Linked DNA regions of Mus musculus: region 1 is linked to region 2. A link is a loop called in an ENCODE intact Hi-C map of the cell type or tissue named here. Cell type or tissue: gastrocnemius. All regions are shown on one strand. Each heading gives the region's core, and the rest is flanking DNA. Links, peaks and the distances in the headings are about the cores only.

The links. A loop is a pair of places that touch in the nucleus more often than their neighbours do. Peaks named below come from ENCODE experiments on the same cell type or tissue, not always from the same donor. Only the 100,000 strongest peaks of a DNase experiment are listed, where the experiment ranks them.
Region 1: a loop joins it to region 2, with 2.1 times the contacts of the local background. A loop is called at or near these places in 4 of 42 quality-filtered maps.

The regions. Positions count from the first base shown.
Region 1 is chr2:59,878,968-59,887,018 of GRCm38, forward strand. It overlaps Wdsub1 (WD repeat, SAM and U-box domain containing 1), which reads right to left and starts at 3,639. Exons shown (of 11, transcript NM_001379396.1): 1 at 3,511-3,639. It overlaps Gm52554 (a long non-coding RNA gene), which reads left to right and starts at 3,712. Exons shown (of 3, transcript XR_003954039.1): 1 at 3,712-3,725. In gastrocnemius, for the core only: a CTCF peak has its summit at 3,396; DNase peaks (open chromatin) are centred at 3,347 and 3,619; H3K4me3 peaks cover 1,899 bases; H3K27ac peaks cover 1,798 bases.
Region 2 is chr2:59,826,285-59,834,335 of GRCm38, forward strand. It overlaps Tanc1 (tetratricopeptide repeat, ankyrin repeat and coiled-coil containing 1), which reads left to right. Exons shown (of 27, transcript NM_198294.3): 20 at 6,852-6,985. Among named protein-coding and RNA genes, the nearest start is that of Wdsub1, 52 kb to the right of the region's middle. RefSeq lists an enhancer at 2,489-3,077. In gastrocnemius, for the core only: a CTCF peak has its summit at 4,095 (motif pointing right); DNase peaks (open chromatin) are centred at 3,030 and 4,116; H3K4me3 peaks cover 2,771 bases; H3K27ac peaks cover 4,863 bases.

The sequences.
Region 1 (8,051 bases), core at 1,204-6,203, 52 kb after region 2:
TCCAGAGACACATTTTAAAAACCTAAAATCCAAATTCCTTTCGATAGCTCATAAAAACATACGGTCTGATCCCTTTTTGTAAATTTCAGCAATGTTTACTGATTTCATTTACAAATCTTTGGTGTTCCTGGTGTTTATTCTAAGGTAATTTTTTAGACTCAGTTTGTAATAATTACAGGTTTCATCAAGACATTTTCATTCAGTTTGTCTTTTTAAAAATTCTCCTTCCTGATCTCTGGATCCGTTCCTTCTGGAAATAACACCTTCTGCCTTCATGTTATGTGATGTGATATATATATATATATGTGATGTGATATATATATACACACACACATATATATATATACACATATATATACATATATATATGTATATATATGTAATATGTGTAGTGTGTGTGTGTAGCATGTGAGTGTTTGCCTGTATGCATGTTTATATTCATGCATGCGGCATCTGCAGAGAGCCAAAGACGGCCCTGGAACTGGAGGTACAGGCAACTGAACTGCCATGTGGGTGCTGGGAATCAAACCCAGGTCCTCTGGAAGAGCAGCCAGTGCTCCTAGCCGTTCTCTCTGGCCTCACGCCACACACATTCTATTAGTTCCCTGCCATCCCCTGAGCTTTCTGCTCTTACTGAGTCCTTTCTAATTTCATGACCCACATATCCCCACCCCCGACACAATTATGAGAATTTTCAAATCCTCAGTTTTGTGTGTCTAGCTTGGAATATACGTGGAAGCCAGGACTCTGGACAAGGGCACTGGGAACAGGGAGTCTTTAAAGAGCAGAGTCTCAAGGGCTGCTCCATATACAGAGTACAGATGTTCGGGTACTGGGGCAGAAAGACTTAGTCTGGGAGGGTGAAAGAGATGAGGTGAAAGAGAGTGTGAACCAAAATGAAGGGTTCCAAGAGTCATGGAAACCCCGTTGAAAAATATAAAAGTTCTGAAGGTAGATAACTTACAAGACTAGCTAATACTGCCCTAGACACATGCCTGGTGGGACTTCACCTATTTGTGTTACGTTTCTGTTGTGGCGAAGACACTATGACCAGGAAAACTTATAAAAGACTTTATTGTGGCTGGTGACTCCAGGGGATCAGAATCTGTCATCTTGCTGGGGGATATGGCGGTAGGCAAGAAGACCACTGGAGCCACTGGAGCAGTCGATGAGCACTTCTATCTGATCACAGGCAGGAAGCAGAGAGAGCACTAACTGGAAATGACAAACCTCAAAGCCCAACAAGGCCTCCAACAAGGACACATCCCCTAATCCTTATCAAACAGTCCCACCAACTGGGGACCAAGCATTCAAACAGACGAACCTAAGAGAGCCATTCTTGTTCAAACCATTACACTTCCATGGGAATTGTTGGTCGGAGAAGCCCCAGAAGCTCGCCCCTCCCCTCAAACAGCACAGGCTCTTGCCAAGCCTTGGTTGTCCACCAGAACTAGATGACAAAGCTCTACTGCTGGAAGGTTCCACATCTCTTGGTTCCAAGATACAAAGAAATCAAGCTGCAAGCGACCTGGAAACCTCCTCCATGCTGGCTAGCTGTTAATGCCATTGGTGCTATGGAGGCTGATGGAGAAAAAAGACAAATCTTAACTAGCCGAAACTCTATGAACTATAATCACAACCTGGCAGGCAAGATGTAGCCACCATTGTAATAGTGGCACAACTCTTAGGGAGACAACCAATCCTTCTCTGACTGGATTTGTGGGCAGATGGGAATCAATGCCCAGTACTGAAAAACCTGTCTATCGCCTATGCCTAGAGAGGTCCTGGGGAAACTTATTACTGTTGTTCAGCTTAATTGACGAAGAGTCAAACTGTCCTTCTAAGTATCTGTGCTTATAAGCACAGCCAAATAAATGCTGCTCTCAGCCCCAGAGAGACCTCTCTTTGCCATCGATGGTGAATGCAGAGTCTCATGGAATGCAGTATAGATACTGAGGCTAAGGAAAGCTGAGGAATCAGCCTGAAATAAGATGTTTATAGCATCCCTTCTAAGGCTTAGGAACAACTGTAAGACAGGGAACCAAAAGACTTCAAAGGCAGCGGACAGAGGAAGTGCTCTGAAATCCCACTCATTAGATATAGCCACTGCAATCATACATGCCCAGCAACCTTGTTACTGTGCTGAGCTCGCACAAGGTTGGCGCTGTCAAGACAGGGATCAGGGAAGTGGCTCGTGAGGCACCGCTTCTTACTTCTGAACTATTGGCCAATGGTAGATTCTGGGAGAGGGGGGCATTGTGTTCAGGTATCCAAGGCTGACCAGCATTTGTGTGAGTCTGGCTTATTTCACTTAGCAGGGTCATTTCTAGTTCCAACATTTTCCCACAAATATCATGATTTCATTTTTCTTTGTGGCAAAGTAAAATTCTATTGTGTATATGTACCGATTTTAAAAATCCATTTGTATCAGTTTAAAAAAATCCAACTGGCAACAGTCATCTAGATCAGTTCCATTTCTTGTGGTATGCAGCCTTGTACCGCACACAGTGCATGTATCTCTGTGGTAGGACTTAGATCTTTGGCTACATAAGATGTTGTACAGGCAGGTCGAATGTCAGTCTTCTGAGAATGCTTCATACTGATTCCTGCAGCGGCAGCCCCTGTGTGCATTCCCACCGCCAGTGACCACAAAGAAGTAGGCACCCTGTCCATATTGCTTATCTCTGCAACCACAGCATGCAAGGCAGTGCTAGGTACCTAACGTGCTCAAATGAAACTCCGTTCCAAATATAGTTGAGTTTGCTTTTAAATGTTACATATGAAATCTAGCATGGAATGATTTAGAAAGTAAAGCTTCCAAAACAAAAATCTAACTGTGGAAAAACAGTATAATTAAAAATTAGTGCCGGGCATCCTGGCCTGAGCCTGTAACACCAACACTAGGGAGGCAGAGGCAGGACGAGGATCAGGGGTTCAAGATCACCTTCAGCTAAACAAGGAGGTAAAGCCTACCTAACTAGTCTCAGAAAACCAACAAACGAGTAACAATCGCGGCTGAAACCATCCCTAAGAAACAGACGTGACCTCGACTTGTAAAATGGATAATCTCTTGTCTTCATCTAGTTTACGGAAATCTCTACAAATAAATAAGTAAATGTTTTCATTTTCATCTTCTTCCCAAAGTTCAGCAGCCTTCCCTCCAGGTCTCTCATAGCCTCACAAAACAAAACAAGCAGAAACACTCCAACAGGTTCTCGGAAAACAAGCTCAGATGGAGCTTTCTGGAGCCGGTCCAAATCCCCGGAGTGCCAATGCAGCGAGAGACTTTCCGAACCGGCTCCCGCTCTCTCTCTCTCGGCGCACAAGAGGCCGGGCGAGCCAGCAGGCCAGTGGGGTGTGCGTGACCGCAGCCCACCCGGTGGCCCGGTCCTGCCCCCGCCCCAACGCCACCTGGCGTGCAGCCCACACTCACTTCCCTCGCACCCGGACTGAGAGTCCCGCCTCCGGGCGGCTCCTCCCCTGCGCGGCTCCGGGGTCGAGGTCACGCACCTCCGGGTTCTGAGGTCACCAAGTCTGCACTGCCCCGGGCTCGGCCCCGGGCTGGGCCCCGAGCTGGGCTGCTGGGCTGGGCTGCTCACTAGGCAGAGCCCGACTCACTGGGTCACGTGTTACCTAACTGAGGTGGGCGTGGCTGCGGCGCAGGGAGAGCCGCGCAAGCCCCACCCCGCGCCCATGCCCGCGCATGCGTGCCCGCGGCAGCTCCGGTAGGCCGGTTCCCTGTGGGCTTTGGCTGTGGTAATTTACCTGGAAGTTGGTTTTTTTTCTTGTTTGTTTTGGGTTTTGTTTTGCTTAATGGTCCAAATGGGACTATATCATACTGCCGAATGGTAGTTTAACTTTTTTGCTCACAGAAAAAAAAAAGTTAGATTAAGCTCCTTCGTACTTAGATCTCTATCCACACTTCTGAACCTCAACTAGAGCTAAATAGAAATGGAACTACTGGGTGTATGAGCCTAAAGAATTTTCAGACTTACGTTACATACCAAGTACCCAGTGGCTCTGGGTTGTTTGTACTTGGCATGGTTTGTACTCTGAATGATATATGTAGAGTGGTGCCTGTCTCTCCACATTCTTGCCAGACTTGAGTGTTATCTTTTTCTATCTCCATAGTGACTGGAGCCCTGGTGAATGTGTATTTTGTTTGATATGGGCATAGCCGTATCAAGGAGCCCAGTGCCTTAGAGCCATGGGACTGGAAAAGCCACCCCTCCTGTCTGACGTTCTAACGTTAACGGGGTGTGCAGAAATGTCCTCTCTAGCTTTGTCCTCCTGGATGTTTACCGCCTGAAGACTGGTCCCCCACAGAGACTGCTCCTAGTGATGAGCTAAGCCTGTCTCCTTGTTCAGCTGTATACTATAAACCCTGCCATCTTAATTCAGCTATATGTTGAACTGTAACCCCTCTCTGTGTCCAACTGTATGTATTAAACAGGCTGGGTTCCCAGGGTTCTGCAGCCTTTTCCATGAGAGAGCCCAGACCATGTCATCCCAGATTCTGTGGATGTGTGTCTGTCACGCCTTCTTTCCTTTGAGGCCCGTTGCAAGGATGCAGCACATCTCCATCAATTTGACTGGCTATTATCTTAGTAAAATCTGTGAAATCTATGAAAGAAACCTAGGTGATAGTTAATAGTGTCAATGTGTCCAGAGCTAGAATCACCATGGAAACAAAGTTCTGGACATGGCTGTGAGGGATTTTTTTGATTAGGCTAATGAGGTGGAAAGGTCCACCCTAACTGTGGTGGTACCATCCCACTCGGTGACTTGGGCTGAAGAAAAAGGAGCACCAGTGTTTATCTCTTTCTTGACTTGGATGCAATGTGACCAGTTTCCCCAGGCAGTGCTGCCCATGTTCCCTGTCACGATGCTCTTTATCCTCTGGAACTGTGAGCCAAAGTGAACCACCCTTTCCCCAAGTTGCTCTTGCTGTGTGTTTTATCACAGCAATTAGACAAGGGACTAGTAGACCCCGCCTACAAACACCAGTTGTTTGCTGCAGCACGTTCACCCCATGGGACAGGTAGTTTGGGAGAGGCAAGCCCTCTCTGGTAGCTTGTCTCTTGCTTAAAACCTTGGGATATGGAAGACTTTCTAAAATATGCCAAATAGGAATCATTTATAAAGAAAAGATTATAGAGTTAGGTCTCTGTTCCTCCCCAATTTGGACAGATGGACAGGTATTTCCTCTGTAGCACCACCTGAGTCCTTGAGACCAGATGGTAAAAGTCGGGGGAGGGGAGCATACGTAGTATATTTTTGGCTTCTGGTCTCTACATTGGCTTCAACAACATCAAAGTAGATATTGCCACCATCAATCTTCCATTGATTTAGCCACATGATCTCCATGTTCCAGCAATAGTCCACCTCCAGAAAGTTCCAAAGTACAGGTGGTGGTGCATGACAGAGCAGAGTCCCAGCTTCATGGACAGGAGTGAAAAAGAAACAGAAAGGGACTCTATCCCACTACCTGAATCACGGGTGTGTCCTCTACGATCTGATCTGAAGACCTCCCGCTGCCACCACCTTCCAAAAGTGCCAGGGGCTTAAGACCCAAGCTTTTAACACATAGACTTTTTCAGTACATTCCAGATCCAAACCATAGCAAGTGCTTCCCCTGGAACCCAAGTGGCATGTTAGGACTCCCTCAAGAATCATTTCCATTGGTAGGCTGTGAAAGGCCAAACAGTGCTGGGGTCACTCACCTAGCTCTGAGACCACATGGGGAGGCATGGAGGCCCCATCTGTCCATCCAGGCTGAGTTCCAGTAAAGAGTCAGGACCCAGGAGAAGACCTGCCACCTCTCACCTTTCTCTTATGGCAGGAGCCATGTGCTGGACCCTGTCCTCATGACAGTCTATTTCTTGTCTGTCCCAAGGTGCTAGGGGTGTGCGCTCACACAGCCTTAGGTGCAGTCTCCAATGCTAAACTCTTCATTGGTCTTCACTCTTGTAAGTTACTTGGAGAAATTTGCTGTCTTAGTGACTTTTTTATTGCTGTGTCAAAACACCATGACCAAGGCAACTTAGAAATGACATGTTTAACTGGGCTTCAGGCTTCAGATGCTTAGTCCATGATGTGGAGAAAGGGTTTGGTGACAGAAACAGCTAAGAGCTCACACCTTAAATCACAAACAGGAGGCAGAGAGCACTAACTCAAAATGGCACAAGGCTTTGGAATCCTCAAACCCAAGAGGACCCCCACCGACATTCCTCCTCCAGCAAACCCACACCTCCCAATGCTCCCCCAGTCAACTGAAGACTAAGCATTCAAATACAGGAGCCCACTGGGGCCATTCTCATTTAACCACATATGCTAACATAGTTTCTCTTTACGCCAAATGGGATAATTGAAACTTTAACCTCATAGTTACTGACTTAAAGAACTATTCCTCGATGCTTACCATACAGTTATAGTGGATAGCCAAGAGCAATGACAATCAACTTGTTCTTTTGGGGACTCTGTGGGGTCCCCGTGCAGTGACTCATAGGGAGGGACATCAAGCCTGGCATTGCAATGTCTGCTTACATCCAGGTCTTCTAGTAGCAGCAGTAACCATCCATGCAGTCTCTGTCTGAACTCCTTTTAAAAGCTATACTTGAAATCAGCTTACTAATTAGTGGGTTTCGCAAAGACTTTTCATACATCTTTAGTTTTGGTTAACCCACTCCCCTATGCCCTCTTCTTCCCCATCGTACACTCCCTCCTTAACCCTTTAACCCCCAGTATGCAGCCCTCTTCTTTCATATGAGTCATTCTTTTTTATTTACTTATCTTATTTACTTTTCTTATTTATTTACTTATCCCCTTTACAACCCAATACCAGCCCTTCCCCTCCTCCCAGGGCTCCCTCATGCACATCCTCCCCCCATTCCCCTTTGAGAAGGGGAAGCCCCTCTCTGGGTATCAAACTCCCCCATTACACACACACACACACACACACACACACACACACACACACACACCACACCAAATCACTGCTGGACTAGACATTTATGGGTCATTTTTTTCCCAAAGATTTATTTATTATTATACATAGGTACACTGTAGCTGACTTCAGAAGCACCAAAAGAGAGGATATCAGATCTCATTACACGTGGTTGTGAGCCACCATGTGGTTGCTGGGATTTGAACTCAGGACCTTTGGAAGAGCAGTCAGTGCTCTTACCCACTGAGCCATCTCGACAGCCCTTATGGGTCATTCTTAATTAACAGAGGTCAGTACTGAATTTTTTTTTCCCCCCAGAAAAGTCTGGTGTTTCAAAACAGTGTGTCAATTAAATCAACTCCAGATCCATTTGACATCCAGAGCTAATCACTTTCTCGCCTTATACCTACTCTAAACCATTACAGACACATTTATTCACGAGAGGTTCTACAATGACATTAAAGAATACAATTAAAACATTCCAGAAGCAAATCATATAATCAAAATTCACATGATTAGAATAAGAATACTGATGTCTTCCTGTTATGCAGATCACAGGGAAACATTAAAAGACACAACCCAACAATCTAAGGCTCCAAAGGAATGCATTCACTCCAACTCTCCTGCCCAAAGAAAACCATGCAATGTTTGTTTACCCGACACATGCAGATTGGTGGAGTCTTGCCCTGTGAAGGGTATGAAGTTAATGTCTCTAGTTGATGAAAGGCTATATCGCTTAAATGCTCGCTCACATAGGTGAGCGCTTCCTATTCATACAACATAGGAGAGGCGCCAAATGATTCTTCTTTTTGTCTGGGTCATCTCTGAATTTTTATGACCCATCTTTCCCATGACTTCCTAAGTTTGTTATTTTAATTAATTACTTAAAGTGTTTCAAGACAGGGTTTCTCTATAGCCAGGTAGCACTAGCTGTTTTGGAACTCACTCTGTAGACCAGGTTGGCCTCAAATTCAGAGATCAGCCTGCCTCTGCCTTTCAAGTGCTGGGATTAAAGGTGTGTGCCACCACCACCACCACCTGGCTGACTTCCTAATATTTTTAATTGATCATATCATTTAAATACCATGAAATTCACCATAAACTT
Region 2 (8,051 bases), core at 1,403-6,402:
AGCTTTTCTGGGAACAGATAAGACTAGCTAGCACGTGCCCCCCAGGAGTTGTGTATGAAATGGTTTCATGGATACAAAAAAACACATTCAGGTTTTTTAAATACACACATAAGTGTGTGTATTTACTTAAAATGCTTGGGACCAAAAAATTTTTCAAACTTGTGAGTTTTCCAGAGTATATGGGTGTTTTCATAACTAGCAATGTTCTAAGTTGAAAACTTGGAGCATAGTTAAGCAGGCATTTTTGAAGAGTTTCACAGTTTGGCTTTGAGGATTTGGGACACTCACCCTTTCTTTGTTCCCCCCATAGCACATGACCAGGTGAGAGACTAGAGAAAAGGCATGTGTCCAGTACTCTCTGGGGTCTGTTGAGAATGTGAAACACTGACCTAGAAATGTGACATGCCTTCCTGCCTTTCCTCGGACACCCACTGTGATGCCCTCCACAGGACTCTGTCCACCTCATCTTGTGCTGAGATATCAGGGAGAGAAAGACAGACCATGATACTTGTTTTCATGGCCTCGGTGACCTTAGGCACGCCTTTGGTGTCTTGGCAGATAGCTGAATCTATCCGAAGTGTGAACACTCTCAGCGTGCTTTGGGAGTGACAGCTGTTCAGAGCTGTGGTCTTCGTTCAGGTGTTAGAGGAGCAAGGTGTTTATGAGATAGGAATAATGTCATCTGTGCCTTAGGATGTTATGTTCCCGATGCTCCCAAGGCATAGTTGAAATAATATCAGAATAGGGTCAAAAGTGGGGCAGGACTCAGATCCAGATGTGCGTGCAACACATTGGTACTGATGTGCTCGTAAGATGTTCTGCTGTTCTGGTCTCAGGAGCCCCATGGCCAGAGTGAGAAGGGAACACAGCCATTGCACGCTGTTCATACTGTCTGTGGGAGAGCTTGGTAGCCCTTTGGGGGGCACAGGATCTTGTTCTGGTCTTTTCCTTCTAAAGACATCCACATGTCGTTGTTTGTGAATTCAGTGTCTTTAGAAGAGACCTCCTAGAGGCAGCAGTGAAGGAGCCAGGAACTCAGGTGGCATCCACTCTCTAACTTCGTGGTCCCAGGCAAGCTGGTGAGCTTTTCTGGGAACAGATAAGACTAGCTAGCACGTGCACCCCCAGGAGTTGTGTATGTGGGGCTGGAGGGATGACATTTGTTATATTACTTAATATCTTAGTAGTAGTAATAACTTATCATAAGTCTAGCTGCATGTAACAGCTCTTGAACATCTGTCAGCCGCTGAGCACTGCAGAATACCACAGGGTAGGTTCTATTTAACCTCAAGGAGCACATAGGAGACCGCTGTCTAGTACACTTGCGTGAGGTTAAAGGAACTGAGCTACACAAAGTTCTACCTCTTGCCCTAGATCACAAAACAAATTCTCCTAATCTACTGGCTTCTAACCCGGCCACAATGAGGTGGCCTTTCTGAGACCCCGCCCCCACTGTTTACTTCTAACTGCTGCCTTCCTTTTTATATATATATAAATGGGAAAAGCCGACATAACATGGAAATAAATTGCACAAACAAACACACACATCTAAACAAAACTGGGCTGTTCTGCTGACGATGACCTCATGGCCAGAGGAAGTGTGTATAGCAGCAGGTGCAGGCTCTTGCTTAAGAGCTCAGGGGTGTTCATGAAGGGCAGTTGGCATTTTCCATAGGTAATATGTAAAAGGTAGTTATCTGGCTTGGAGGAGTGGTCTCTATCACCTTCCCTCCAAGCCTCCACGTCAGGTCTGAGAAGCAAGTAAGGTGCATCCCTGGTTCTCACCCTCAGGGCAGCATCCCTGGTTCTCACCCTCAGGGCAGCATCCCTGGTTCTCACCCTCGGGGCAGCATCCCTGGTTCTCACCCTCAGGGCAGCATCCCTGGTTCTCACCCTCGGGGCAGCATCCCTGGTTCTTACCCTCGGGGCAGCATCCCTGGTTCTCATCCGCAAGCCCTGGACCACTGCAGGGGCCCACCCTGTGTGTGCTTGAGTGACAGCTCTGTTAGAACACTTCATAAACAGCCTTGTCTGTGATGAGATGACTGTGTTCCCAGCAAGCTGACAGTTGAGAGTTGTTTCTTTTTTTAAAATCAAATCTTTGCCCGGAGAACTTCAATATGTAAAGGATTCTGCCAAATGATCCATTTTATGGTGCCAAGGAGTGTTTCTCCGTGATGTTTTCAGTGAGCTCGGATGGCTAAGTGTCAGTTAGGTTTTTCCTAAAATGAACATCTGCCGGGACGAATCTGCTCGTGCTCAGAAGACAGCGCTGCCAAGGTGAAATCACTCAGGATTGTCAGGATAGGGAGGGGATGTGCTTGCTTTTGGTTTTTTTTTTTTGTTTTTTTTGTTTTTTTTTTAATTCAATCACACAGATGATATCTTGTTAAGCGATTGCCAAGTAAAAGCACTTGTGCCTGGCTTCAGTGCCTCGTGTTCACAGGGACTGGGGCCTTTCCTTTCACGTGTCCTTGTGTTTTATTGGCCAAACACAAAGCAGCAATGTCCTCTTTCCCACCCTGGTCCTGCCTTTCACACCCCACCCCTGCCCCCACTCCTTTTTTGTCTGATGAAGCCAAGTTCACTGACCCTCATTAGAGCTGGGGCCAAGGTTGGCTTTCTCAGCAGGATGGTTGGAATTCCTGAGCATAGCTTGTTTTGAGTTTGTTTGTTGTAGCCCTCCATGCTTCCGAATATGGGAATGTGGTATCCTGAAATCCTCACCTCTGTGGAAACTTGAGATGCATCCTCGCCTGGGGAGTTTGGTGATGGAGCTAAAAATACTCACTCTGGGTAGAAGAGGAAGCCAGTGCTCCAGTGTCTGTCATCAGCAGTGTCTCCTTAGGAATTCCTGTATAGAACCTGATCTGGTTTGAGGCTGAGCAGAGTGGACCTGCGCTGACAGGTTCTTAATCGCCCCCCCCCCCCCCACAGCAGGTCTGCACTAACAAGCACACAGCAAATCAAATCTGGCTGTGGAGAAAGAAGAAGGTGGGAATCTGACCCCGTCGCCAGGCCTGGCAGGGCGGGCACGCTTGTCAGCTTGTCAGCTGCTCCAACGTCCGGCTTCTCTGCTGGCTGGTGAAACACACGAATCCTATTTTTAGCGCAGGGCTGTCTGATGTGTTACTGTCAAGACTTCAGCAGCAGCTGCAGCAGAGATTCCAGATTCCGACTTAAAGGCACCCCGTTTCTCAGTGGTGAAGCCCCTTCACTAAATGAGAGGGGGGAGTGTTGAGTAGGTGGACCATCCAGTCTCAAATGCAAGACCGGACTTGTCTCTTTCCGGGGACTCCTAGGTCTCGGTGTGCAGACACATGTGTGCACCCCTGATTTCTTTCTCCTCCTGCTTGGGTCCAGCCATGGAAAGAGGAGGAGAGTCCCTGAGTGGAGGAGAGTTCCAGAGCAGCAGCTGGCACCCAGGTCTTTTATGGCCCACTTGAGGGCTCCTGCAAGATCAGTTGAGATAACGTATATTATAGGAGAAGAAAACAAAACAATTTTTATATCCTTCAGAACCCCTAGGGGAGGGACAGACTTTTGTAATGAAAGGCACGTCAGCTGGAGCCATGCACACCAGTGTTGCTCTCCTTGAGGCAGAGGTGCACATGACAGAGAAATGAGCATGGCTCACAGGGACTGCACAGGCCCAAGCTTCGGACTCAGCCTCTGCATAGGCTGTGAGACAGAGACAGGTAACATGGGCGAGGCCACACGTGTGAGGTTCTCCAGTGAATCCATACCTGATCCTCCCTAAACAGAGGAGATGTCTATCAAGGGAGGGTTCCCACAGGGACATCAGCTTCCCACATAAAGCGGAGCAGCTCGTCCATACTCAGCGCTTCTTAGGACATCTGAGCATCTCAGTATAGCTTCTCTTTCTGCCAGAGGCAGGTGTGGGTGCCGTATACTTGTGCTAGAGCCTGTAGTTCCTGCCTGGCTTCTTACAGGGACTGAGGCTAGCTCTACCACTTCCTTGGAGAGCGGAAAGGGTCCAGTGCTACTTCCTGGAGCAGCGTTCTACCACTGATGCCGAAACAGTGCCCTTAGGGTGTGCTGTGCTTTGTTTGTGGAACACGTTGACAGCCAGCAGATGTCAGCCTATGCGTCCTCATGGTCAGGCCTGAAAAGGCTGGTGTCAGCTTTCAATCTGCTGCCTCCTCCGGTCCCCTGACTTGCTCCTTCTGTGCTGTCCGCTGCAAAATCAAGAGACTTGAGGTCAGTTAGAACAGAGTCCCTTGAACACGTTTTCCTGGAGAGGTGTGCTGACCTACTTCCTGAGAGAGAAGAAGGTGTTGTCACTGAGTGAGGAGGAACTCACACTGAGCGAGAGTGGTCTGGTGGGACCAGGCCAGCAGAATGCCCCTCACCTCCCCAGCGAGAGGGGAAGCTACTGAAAGATGGACAGTGCCGACTGTAGGGTCCACATTCATGCTCAGGGGCTTGGGACCAGAAATACCATGAGAACCGGCTTGTCTTTCTGGAAAGAGGGGCTGCCTGTTCCTGCTGTCTTCCTGGGCTTTAGATGCTAGGCCCCCGAGATGAGTCTTCCTGGTAATCTGCTCCGTCCCACGGCTCCTGCCTTGCTCCTTACTCCCTGCACAAGGCTGGGATGGGACTCGGGTGATATTAGCACTCTCAGAACCAGCTGTCTGGTCTGCAGTGTCTGTGTCTCTGTCTTCTGTCTGCCTGTCTGTCGTTAGTCCATCTGTCTGTGTCATGGTTAACCTCAGTCACCAGGGCCATGTATAAGGGAAGCTGGAGTAGTTATGGGCAGAGGTTTAGGAGCCAACCCTGGTGGCATAGTATTTATAGAAGGCCCCAGGAGGAGCAGGCATCAGGCAGCTGTGTGGGAGGGGCCTGGAGAGACAGGTCCACGCATGCAAGTGTATGGGAAGCAGCCTCCTTGATCACAGGTGTCCGAGGTTCTCGTCACCATATCCCTAGCTCTGATGAGGAGGCAGATCTTGGGTCCCACTCTCTCCAAAAGGAGCGTTCAAGGTCCCTTCTCCAGACTGCTCTTGCAGTGTGGGCTTTTACTCACTGAGTCAAGCATGTAAGATGGGTCTGTTGTGTTGTCAAGTTGTGTTTAGGTGTGGGGCATGTATTTTCATAGATGTGTGAATTTCCCACCCTATGATAACATTGTTCGCTGGCGTCTCCCACTACTGACAGCAGTGTGGGTAGTGTCCGGCTTGAGGCCTCGTGAGGAACACTGCCACACAAGTGTGCATTCACCCGATCTGACTCCCAACTGCTGTCTCCTGCCGTCATTCCCACCAGTGAGGAGTGGGTGACCCCTCGTGCATCTCTCAGTTGCATCGGCTGCTGAGGAGGCCGGGCACTTTCATATGATCACGGGCACCGCCTTGCTTTTGTGAAGGGTTTGTTTCTGCTGTTTCCCATTTGTAGCTGAGAAGTCCACCTCTTCCCCAACCGCCCCACCCCCCGATCGTGGGGATACTGCTGTCTTCTGGAAGCTGGAAATTAAGGATATATTTAAAAACAGTCTTCCAAGGAGGCACGGGAATGGCACCACAGGCTTAAGCTGCTTCCTCCTCCTGGCAGCAGGTCACTCCCTTCTAGGGAGCATCTATCCTGTGCGGCTCAGAGCCATGCTGCCCTACAGGGCTTGACATTAGTGTACTGCCGCTGTGCTCAATGGATCCCAGCGATCACAGAACCCACCCTGATTAAAAGGGCAAGGGTTGTCACTGGCACCTGCTATTGTCTTTTCTTGGACACGTGACAAGGCAAAAGCCAGGATGGAGGTGAGGGGAGGGGAGGCACTGACAGTCACGTGAGCACTCTTTCCCGCTGGAGCTGCACTCCACACCACACCCAAGAGGCATCCACCCCGCACCTTATTTTTTTCTCTTATGATATGGGATTTTAACTTGTTAAAAGAGGTTTTATGGGCTAGAGAGATGACTCAGTGGTTAAGAGCACTGACTGCTCTTCCAGAGGTCCTGAGTTCAAATCCCAGCAACCACATGGTGGCTCACAACCATCTGTGATGGGATCTGATGTCCTCTTCTGGTGTGTCTGAGGGGAGTGACAGTGAACTCACTATAATTTAAAAAAAAAAAATTTTTTTTTAAGAAAAAGTTTTACATTCCGGCAAAGCAGGAATGATGGGTGCTTTTGATTGTCTCAGTAATTTTTTTTATTTGAAAAAGCTTTTGATTTTTGTTTATGTTTTTATATGTGCATACCACAGGAATGAGGGGGCTCTGGAGGCCAGGGAAGGGTGTTAGGTCCTCTGGAGCTGGAGTTACAGGTAGTTGGTGAGCAGCTTAATGTATGTGCTGGGAACTGAACTGGGGGGCATATCTCCAGCCCCTCGATAATTGCATTTCACTGAGTGGACTTGCACTTAAGGCTAAGAGGCCAGCTTTCAGTATAGCACTAGTCTGCCAGTGATATACTTAGTGAATCTGTGGTTTAAACAGAGCATGGTACGGCCTGCTAAGGTGTCTTTGCCCTCATGGCTCTAGCTGGTATAGCTTGACTTGAGTTGGAGGCCTACCTAGGACAGCTGACACATGGCTGGCCCAACAGTGCTGGCTGTCCACTAGGCTGTCAAGTCCAGGTGGCCTCAGCTTGGTCCTCGTGGGTCTCACCCCAGAGATCTTCAGTCTTCCTCACAACTTAGGGGCTGGCTTCCAGCGCAGTGCAAACTGCCCATTTCCAGAGACCCAGGGCTTGACATTAGTGTACTGCCGCTGTGCTCAATGGATCCCGGCGATCACAGAACCCACCCTGATTAAAAGGGCAAGGGCACAAGCACTGGAGGTGATAAGGCACTCGAGGCCCTACTGACAGTCCCCTCTTCCGTCCCTGTCTAGCCCTGACGGCCGCTGCTGGGAGAGGAAAGGTGGAGATCTGCGAGCTGCTGCTGGAGCGTGGAGCTGCCGTGTCTCGGGCCAACAGGAGAGGGGTTCCCCCTCTGTTTTGTGCCGCCCGCCAAGGCCATTGGCAGGTACCCAGGGGCCCCTGGATGCTTCAGGAGCGGTGGGTGGGGATGGGGTTCACTGTTGAGACCACCTGTGGCCCATGAGGCTCTTTCTCCTCCCTGCCTTCCTCCCATGTCCTTGTGACTGCTTCTCAGAGGCCAGCATGACAGACATGTACAGCCAGCAAGATGGACTGAAAGCCGTGCCAGAGGCACAGTGGTTCCCTTAACTCCAAGAGGACTAGACTGCAGTGGTAGAGGGTTCACTGTGGCAGCGTGTCTGCCGCTGTTATTTTTGTAGTGTGTTCGTACACTGAAAGAGGGCTGCCATGGGAGTTCTTCTTGGACTAGCCATTCTTACACCATCTTGAATTCAAGGGAACAGGGCATCATTGTCCAGCAGCTTCTTCCTTTGTTTTGAAACAATGACCACATCTCTGCCCGCACTCAGTACCCTGTGACGCTTGGATCGTGCACACAAACAACTTCAAGACCACTCACTCATTATAGAATAGCGTCTGTAATAGCATCTAACCCTCTGCCTGTCTCAGTGTTTCCTAACTCACGGGGAAGGTGGGAGGAGTTTGCTGGTGAATAATGTGAGAACCTGGGATGGTGCCACCTCTGCCACTCTGGCAATGTAACATGCAGGGAATGTGCCCAGGCAACCTCCAGGCTGACCCAGCGGATAAAATGGCTCCCTCCAGCACAAGGAGTACATCGGACTCCTTCCTGAGTTTCTGATCTTTCTCCCCAACTGTTAGTAGCATGTGTGGCATAAGCACATTGCTGATGCTGGAATTTTGCTGACAGTTGTCCTCTGAGGACAAGCCACCCCTCGTGCTGCATCTTAGCAAAGCATGTAACCAAGGGTTCAGAGTCACTCTCCAGCCTTAGACCCTTCTCTCGTAACGGTAGTTCCCCTCTCAGCATTACCTGCAGATGTCAAGTCTGAGGAAGCTCGATTCTCTTAGAACGGCACAGTATTTGCATTCCATCTACAGACTGAGTGTAACTGGTTGGATCTATCGCTGCAGAACCCCAGATACTCAGGGCGCTGTGCTTCTCCTCAGGACCAATTTGGAACATTCCT